Regions from separate parts of the Mus musculus genome. Here region 2 is linked to region 1. Evidence: chromatin loops called from intact Hi-C (ENCODE). Cell type or tissue: left cerebral cortex. All regions are shown on one strand. Each heading gives the region's core, and the rest is flanking DNA. Links, peaks and the distances in the headings are about the cores only.

What was found. Hi-C counts contacts between places; a loop is a spot of excess contacts. Peaks named below come from ENCODE experiments on the same cell type or tissue, not always from the same donor. Only the 100,000 strongest peaks of a DNase experiment are listed, where the experiment ranks them.
Region 2: a loop joins it to region 1, with 2.2 times the contacts of the local background. A loop is called at or near these places in 1 of 42 quality-filtered maps.

Annotation. Positions count from the first base shown.
Region 1 is chr4:101,468,543-101,472,939 of GRCm38, forward strand. No RefSeq gene overlaps it. Among named protein-coding and RNA genes, the nearest start is that of Ak4, 51 kb to the left of the region's middle. In left cerebral cortex, for the core only: a CTCF peak has its summit at 2,191 (motif pointing right); DNase peaks (open chromatin) are centred at 2,224 and 3,325.
Region 2 is chr4:101,617,599-101,621,995 of GRCm38, forward strand. It overlaps Dnajc6 (DnaJ heat shock protein family (Hsp40) member C6), which reads left to right. Exons shown (of 19, transcript NM_001164583.1): 12 at 796-1,230. Among named protein-coding and RNA genes, the nearest start is that of Leprot, 28 kb to the right of the region's middle. In left cerebral cortex, for the core only: a CTCF peak has its summit at 346; DNase peaks (open chromatin) are centred at 2,560, 2,774 and 3,853; H3K27ac peaks cover 1,261 bases.

The DNA.
Region 1 (4,397 bases), core at 117-4,116:
TGCAACAGGAGGGAAAAAGGGTACATGCTCCAGTGGAGACGTGAGGAGAAGATGAGAAAATGGCTGTAAGCTTGAGGCAAGAGGGAAAGATGCTCTGTTGCGAAGTAGCAAGCTACCGCTCCTAGCCTGTTGCCGCCACTAGCAGAGTGTGGCCTGTGGTGGCCCCATCATTCCCTTTCCTCAGATAAACCTGTACAAGGTGTATATTTAACATTTCAGAAATTTAAATACTGCATCGGCCAAGCAGCAGAGCCTTGTGGGCCAATTTTAAGTTAGGCAAGATAAAGGAACGAGGGTCATCTGGTGACTAGACCAGTCTGAGATAGGGGTTAGGTTTTGTGTGTTACAGATGGGGAGACAATCAAAAACTGTCAGGCCTTAGAATTCTGGGTAATATGTGTGCCAGAGAGCACTTTTTTTTTCGTTTTGTTTTGTTTTATTTGGGGGTGGGGCGGGGTTCGAGACAGGGTTTCTCTGTGTAGCCCTGGCTGTCCTGAAACTCGCTCTGTAGACAAGGCTGGCCTCGAGCTCAGAAAGCCACTTGCCTCTGCCTCCCAGGTGCTGGGATTAAAGGCGTGCGCCACCACTGCCTGGGCACAGAGCACTGTATGCTTCAATCACTGGTTTGTCCCACTACTGTTCAGCTGGGTATATCTACCCTACTTCACTCTGATGCAGGCTGGCTTTGACCTCTGTAGCAATGGTCTTGGTTCAGCCTCCCACAACACACTCCTGTTTCATACTAATTTTAAGCCATGAACCTATGAGCATCCCAGTAATGAAGTAGCAACCATCGCCAGACTTGAGGAAACCAATTTAAATCGTGTATGCACAGAATGCACTTGGAGACACTCGAAATGCAGGCTGTCTGATGCCAGCAGTTGGCCATGATCCAGTGATAACCTGACTCGTGACGAACCTGAATGGTAAGTTCAGCCAAGCCTGGCCACTCAGTAAATGGTTAAAGAAACCTCACTTAGAGACTACTCAGCTCTTCTCCCTCATTTTGACTCCCATTATCCAGGTCTTGACCACATAGCCCAGCTACTTTGAGTCTTAGTTAAGATGAGAAAAAAAATGGGATACAGAGCTATATGCCACATGAGCTGAGAAGGAACTAACCCGTTGGGTTTCTCCTGCATCAGTCTTTTCTCTTGGCCAGGGCTCTGGCGTTGGTGCCTTTCACAGGCCTGGAAAGCCTCCAAGCAGAGAGATTGTCTCACATCTGATCATGGACTTTCTCTATCCCACCATCTAAGGTGATGGAAGAACAGAGTTTTCTAACAAGGAGTGATCAGGAATGAAGAGATGAACTGCTGAATTCAGATCTAGGAGGCTAGAGCAGCTGCTGTCTTCAGAGAGATCGTCTACATACACAGTCTAGCTATATCTATTGTAACATCATTAAGAATAGCATTGCATACTCATATATATATAATAAATATTTAAAAAAAGAATAGCATTCCAGATGACTGGACACAGGGACAGCAGGACAAACAGACTACCCTGAAAACATTGGTCATAGGACTTTTCACAGTATTGAGCCAACATGGTGAGTAGGAGGAAGGACAACATTGCTTCGACCTGAGAGCCATTTTCTCTCTCAGCGTATTTAAACTTGCCCTCTATTCGCTCACTTACTTGTTTGGCTCTCCTTGTCTTAGTTGGTCTGCCCGTCTTCGGTTTAACTTGAGGAACTGGTACATTGCCACAAGAGACGTCCTGCCTAAAATTTTATCAATGTTGGTATTTGCAAGTTTTGTCAAGAAAACGAGGACTCTGAAAATAATAGCCACGTAGAAGTCTGAGCCGTTCCATACATCCTTCAAAAAACACAGAAACGAATAAAAGCAGGATGACATTATTTAATTCATTTATAGCCACACAATACTGCAAATTCCTGTTTCATTTGAGTGAAATGAGTGAAATACCTGAATCAGGACCAGCTCTGTTGCTCTTGTGGAAGACTTACAGGAGAAAAACCCATAGAAACAAAGATACCAGGAAATCTAAGGCATCAGACTTGCCCTAGCACTGACCCAAAAGGTACTGTTCATTAAGGAATATATTTCAGGAGGCTGGGCCTGTAGCTCTCTTTGAAGATGGTTGTATACTATGGTCGAAGTGGTGTTTGAAGTTAATAAACAATAATATAAAAAAAGAAATGTATTTCAGCGCACCAACAGAAGAGGGTGCTGTTCAGCAAAGCTCCATCATTGCTGTAGAAACACCTCGGGCAGGAACATACAACATCTTGAGATGGAGCAGAAAAAGCAGCCACGAGCCACACAAAATTATTCTTGCAGTGTGTGTGTGTGTGTGTGTGTGTGTGTGTGTGTGTGTGTAGTTGCCACTGCTCACGTGTAGAAGTCTGAGGACAGCCTGTGGTTCTCTCATTTTACCATGTGTATCCTTGAAATCAAAGAGGAACTTGGCAGTATCTTTATCCCCAGTCATCTTTCCAATAACCTACAAATTACTTTTAAAAGGAAATAGATTGGGAATCTAAGTCCTATAGCTGATAAAGAATATCCAAGACCTAACTTCTGAGCAGAGGGAACTGTAGTACACCCTCACTCCAGCATGGACAACATGGGTCAAACAGAATCAGGAGCAACAGCAGAGACGTACGTGCAGAACAGCACCATTCAGAAATTCAGTCCTGAGCAGAACACAGGGAAAAACCATAAGAGTTGAACGAGGAGCGTGAACTGAGACAAGGGTCCTGAGAAAGAATTTACAGGGATGTGATAGAGTCCAGATTCAACAGGACATACAAAGATGATGTGGACATAGAGGATGCAAACTCATAGGATTAAAACAGAATGGTAAAAAGAAGAAATGTTCAGAGAGAAAACAGCTATAGGGGATGGAGAGGGCCCAACACATTCATAAACGAATCCCCCAGAGGAAAACAAAACTGTGACTCAAGACCAACATTCTAATTTATAATGCACCATAGCTTATAAAAATAGGTTTCAGAATCCTGAACATGTATGTATATATCTATAAAGCATGTTCTGGAAAGTCAAGATTTAACTCAGAGTGCTTAGCTTTAAGACATTCTTCAAGCAACAGGAACATGTGAGCATCTGTGCAGAAAGTCCAAGCAACTCATAATAGGCAAGACAACGAGGGGATAATACTGAAGAACAGAAGCATCCAGCTCGCTGGCCCTCATTGTCAGGGATATGGATAAGGAGTCTTCAATACACAACACATATTCTGATGCATGGTCCTCATGTTGGACTCTGTTACTCACTACTCATAACACACAACTACATACTCCTGCTGTTAATACATCATCTAAACCAGGGTGGAATGAATAGGAGGGAAGACAGCCAGAACTGTGGTGTGTATACACTTTATTTAACTTGAGACTAAAATAAAAGTAGGCATAGAGCAGTAGAAGTGGTGTGCAAAAGAAGAAAATGAGAAAGAAGCAAAACAGGAGAGTACGCTAAGCAACTCAGTTGCTGTCTTAGGGTGAACAGGTACCATAACCAAGGCAACTCTTATAAGGACAACATTTTGTTGGGGCTGGCTTACAGGTTCAGAGGTTCTGTCTATTATTATCAAGATGGGAGTATGGCAGCATCCAAGCAGGCATGGGACTGGAAGAACTGAGAGTTCTACATCTTCATCTGAAAGCTACTAGAAGACTAGCTTCCAGGCAGGGTCTTAAAGTCCACGCCCACAGTGACACACCTACTCCAACAATGCCACACCTCTTAATAGTGCCACTCCCTGGGCAAAGCATATTCAAACCACCACAGTTGCTATGTAGGAAATAGGTGAGATTGGAAGGGTTTTGTTTAAAGTTGACAAATGAGCTAGTTCAAGCCTCAGTAAAAACAAGATAATCAGCTCCCTTCATGCCAGGATGGTTTTGCAGGGGGAGGAGAGGCAGTTAGTGGGACTGGCTGGAAAAGACAACACTGCATTAGCAGGGAAGCAAAGGGCTTAGATCAGTCACCAGGGTGGAGGTTTCTTTCCCTTCTCGTTTTAAAGATTGAACTATGGGGATGAACTCTAGCGCTCTCAATACACTCTTTGTCATTGTCATTAACAATCAACCTACCAAGAGAGTCATCTTTGAGCCACTTTCCCAAATTTGTGCCCCCAAACGTGCGAATTTTTGTTATCTTTTTATAGAGTTGCAAGGGATTGGGGTTCAGAGGCAACTTCAGTGAAGGGCCTGGAAGAGAAGGAGTATGTGTGAAGGAATTTTTAATATAAGAATTTTGCTGTTAAATACAGAATTTCTCTCAGTGGTCAACAAAGGGATGGATGAAATAGCTCCCAGAACTTTATAACATGGAAACTGGCTCCACAGTGTGTTGAGAATTGTGCTGGCTTTGGGTAGGTGATCTCAGGTCAAGAAGCTGTGTGAGAGT
Region 2 (4,397 bases), core at 135-4,134, 150 kb after region 1:
TCCCAGATGTTTTCAATGTTAGGTTAAAAAGTATTCATATGATTCCTTTGGCTCCAAAGGTTTGTTTACAAAATCTTCTTTTGAAAAATGGAACAGACTCGGAAGCCCAGGCAGATATGGCTTGTAGATAGATTGTTGGTCTCTTTCTTGGTCCTTACCTTGCTCCTTTCTCACAGTAATGGTTTCTAATAAGTCATTACCTATCCCTTTCCACTGCCGTGTTAATATGTAGACATAATTTCTGTATGGGCCTGGAGAGTTGGCTTAGTGGTCAAGAGCATGTGATGCTCTTACAGAGGACTGTCTGTAACGCCAATTGCAGGGAATCTAATGTCCTTTTCTGGCCTCTAGAGGCACCAAGCACACACACATGGTGTCCAGGCATACCCAATACAGGCACTCATGCAAACACATAAGACAAAATGTTTTTAAAAAGAAAGAATCTCTGTAGATAAACTTAGGGTTTTGTTGTTGTTGTTGTTTTGTTTTGTTTTGTTTTTCTTCTGAGACAGGGTTTCTCTGTATAACCCTGGCTGTCTTGGAACTCACTTTGTAGACCAGGCTGGCCTCGAACTCAGAAATCCTCCTGCCTCTGACTCCGAGTGCTGGGATTTAATCCAAATGTAGTCACTTATCTGCCTGTGGTTTTTACATTTTTGCAAAGGTATGTAAAATATATTACTTAATATCTCCAGTAGCCTATTTTCTCTTTCTGCAACAATGTAAACATAACAAAACTCACCTGACCCAGCAGTCAGTCATATAATCGTTTATTTGCACATTGGTCTTTTTTAGATCAGAAATCAGAGAAGTCACGCTGTGAGGAGGACCACGCTGCCCTGGTGAATCAGGAAAGTGAGCAGTCAGATGATGAGCTACTGACTCTCTCCAGCCCCCATGGCAATGCAGAGGGTGATAAGCCTCATGGAGCCAAGAAGCCAGGCAAAAAGCAGCAGGAGCCAGCTGCGCCTCCTCCCCCAGAGGAAGTGGACCTCCTGGGCCTGGAAGGGTCTGATGTGAGCACGAACTTCTCTTCCTTGGCAGCTCCTCCCAGCAATTCTGAGTTGCTGAGTGACCTGTTTGGGGGTGTAGGTGCCACAGGTCCTGCTCAGGCAGGACAGGCTGGGGTAGAAGATGTGTTTCATCCTAGTGGACCTGTGTCTGCACAGTCCACACCGCGCCGAACCGCCACCTCCGCCTCTGCATCGCCAACCCTAAGAGTGGGAGAAGGTAATCTTTCTATTTTTCTGCTATCTTTGATTTTAGGAATAACTTTGGGGCCAAACAAGTAAAACTCAAATGCTTTAATAAGCTGAACTTTTCTAGTTTTTCTAGACAGTTTCTTGGAAAAACATACAACACATACAAACATTATCCATTTTGGTAGAAAGATATGGGGTTATATTTAAGATCCATACTCTCTCTTATTTACTCTTTTGAATATTTTATACATGAATACTATATTTACATCATTTCCCCCTTGTCTCCTCCCTCCTCCAACTCCCCCCATGTCCCCCTCACTCAGTTCTGAAGTTCATAATCTCTTCTTTGTCATTATTGTTACATCTGTCTCTTCTTTGTCATTATTGTTACATCTGTCTCTTCTTTGTCATTATTGTTACATCTGTCTCAAGCTCCTGAGTCCCTGTAGTGTTGCTCATCTGCATTTAGGGCTGACTACTTAGGATTGCATAACCTATCTGGGACTTGTCCACGGAGGAAAAGTCAGTTACTCTGTTGATCCACTGCTCTTCATCTAGGGGTGGGGCTTTGGGAACTTTGTCTGTGTTGGCATGCCCCCTGGTGCTGTCACTGAGCAGGTCTTGTTTAGCCAGTTCTATCACTGAGATGTCATGGGTGCAGCTTTCCTGTTACCTCCAGAAGTCACTCTCTTGAAGCAGGCATCCTGATCCTCTGGCTTAACTTCTTACTCTTCATTTCCTCTTCTTGGGACTTAAGCCTTGAGTCAACTTTAGTTACTTCTGTTTGAAGATGGAGATGGATGAGCTATTATTTACTACAGCAGCTGATATTTATGTGGTACCCACCACTTGCCAGATATGGAATACATGATTAAATATGCATCGCTTCTTTTAAAATCCAGTAGACAGATGCTACTGTTATTTCCACTTCCGAGTTGAGGAAATGAAAGCGTAGAGTTTAATTAGCAGCATTTGTTCAAACAGCTGGGCGTAGATGGGGCCAGGGTCCAAACTTGACATGTGGACTCAGAGCTTTCCCCCAGACCTCCTGAAATACTTTCTTTGAATTCTAGTTTTCTAGATATACCCTGGCTATACAGTGAAGTGTTTGAATACACCAGGATATACTTGAGAGGCTCAGACCAGCAGCACGTCTGTGGAAAGAAGTGTGGCTGGTCTTTGTAGGGCGTCTGAGCCATATATACTTAGCTAGGTTCACTTGACACACCACTACAAACGTGACTCTTCTTTTTCCTGGCCAGCCACAGCATTAACGCTTGCAAGGTGATCTGGCTGGGTACCAGAGATTCACTGCAGCTTCTGAATAACCAGCACAAAGCAGCTCTGTGACCGGCACTGTTAACCAAGATGCTGCTGCATTAGAAATCGTAAAGAGATGAATCTCAACCACCTAGGCTGGGAGGATGCTGTAGGAACCTTTTCCCATGCTAATCCTTCACCTTCGCTGGAGGCTCAGGGGCTGGTCTTGGCTTTTGAAGTTCTGCTGGCTGCCTCTTTTGTGAGAAGGGGAATCAGAATCACAGGGTTTGGGCTGGTGGTGGCTAGATGTATACCCGGGAGCCTGCATCCCACATTGTGGCTCTTTCTTCTGTGCTTTGCTTTCTTCCATCCAGTTCTGATTCATCAGGATGAGTAAGAAGGTCTTTCAGGAAAACAAAATCCCAAGATTGAAGACAGCACAGTGTTCCATGGCTGAATTTTAAGACAAACCATCCTAAGGATGTTTGATAATTTAACTTGCCATGTCCTATGCTGCTTGGTGCATTCATGGCAGAGCTAGAAGGCACCTTCGACATTAGTTAATTCTGTCTGTGACATCATAGATACGATGATGAGCATCCCCAGTTGTTAGTGGCAGTCCTAGATGTATGGCTCCAGTGTCCTGTCCCTCCAAAAAGAATCAGAAAGGATGCCAAGTCTAGAATTAATGACCTGCATTTGAATCACACAGGACTAACACTTAACTAGTTGGGGAGCCTTGTTAAGAACTTAATTTGGCCAGGTGTGGTAGCACATGCCTTTAATCCCAGCAATTGGGAGGCAGAGGCAGGTGGGGTTCTGTGATTTTTCAGGCCAGCCTGGTCTATATAGGGAGTCCTAGGCCAGGCAGGGTTACGTAGTGAGGCCCTGTCTCACTACCAACACAACAACAAAAATCATCTTAATTTTCTTAGTTAGGGATTATACTTATGGGCATAATGGTAAAGACTAACTCTTGAGTTTTCATCCATACTATTTGCACTTCACTTTTGGCTATTAGGGAATTTCTTAAACAAGGTGCTATTAAAAGTGCTCTAGTAATCTAAGAAGTCTTTAGTGTTTTCTCCATTGATTAGCTTCAACCTAGAAACAAGTGGGTTTACCAGTTGTCCTCTTACAGCTACCCTGCAAGCCCTAGTGTTCTGTGTTAGAGAGGATGAGGTCATAAATGGGGTCAAGGATGTGCATCCTGGACTGCATGGCTGGAAACAGTATAGGTATTGCTACTGCAACTCCGCCAAGTGTTGGGAGAGCATTGTGCTTGCCACTGACACCATAGCTGTAAACTTGTGAGCCACATGCCTCAACACGTCGTGACAGTGGGAAGTGTCTGTTCGCTGGTTTGGCTCTCAGGCTCTATTTCTAGAATGGGTCAGCCCCACTCCAGGATGCAAGCAGTCATCAGCTTGGTACCTACAGATTTGGAAGTGACATCTCACTTTAGGTAGTTCAAGGAGATTTTTTTTGTTCCTTGCTCCACAGTGAGAAATCAGGGCAGTTGTCTCCATGCAGCTTGGTGATTGGTGTCACACTTCGTGACTAGGGCCTGTGGGGGTTATCTGGAGTTTTGAGCTGGAAAATTTGACTATGAGTCTAGCCTAAAGTATTTCCTGGAGTTGAACAAAAGATAATTTCTGAACCTCAGTTTCTCCAGGAATGAGTGAAGGTAATGGCACTTCCGTTTGTCAGGGAGAAGTTGAGGACCACCCAAGGTCACCTCTATAACACAGTATAGCCCCAAGAAGATTCACTATTGCTGACAACCAGGGATTCCCACCTTCTTAGTTCCCTTACTTAGTTCTCTAGCTCAGTGGTTCTCAACTTTTCTAATGCTGCGGCCCTTTGATACAGTTCCTCATGTTGTGGTGATCCCAACCATACAATTATTTGCAGTGTTACTTCATAACTATAATT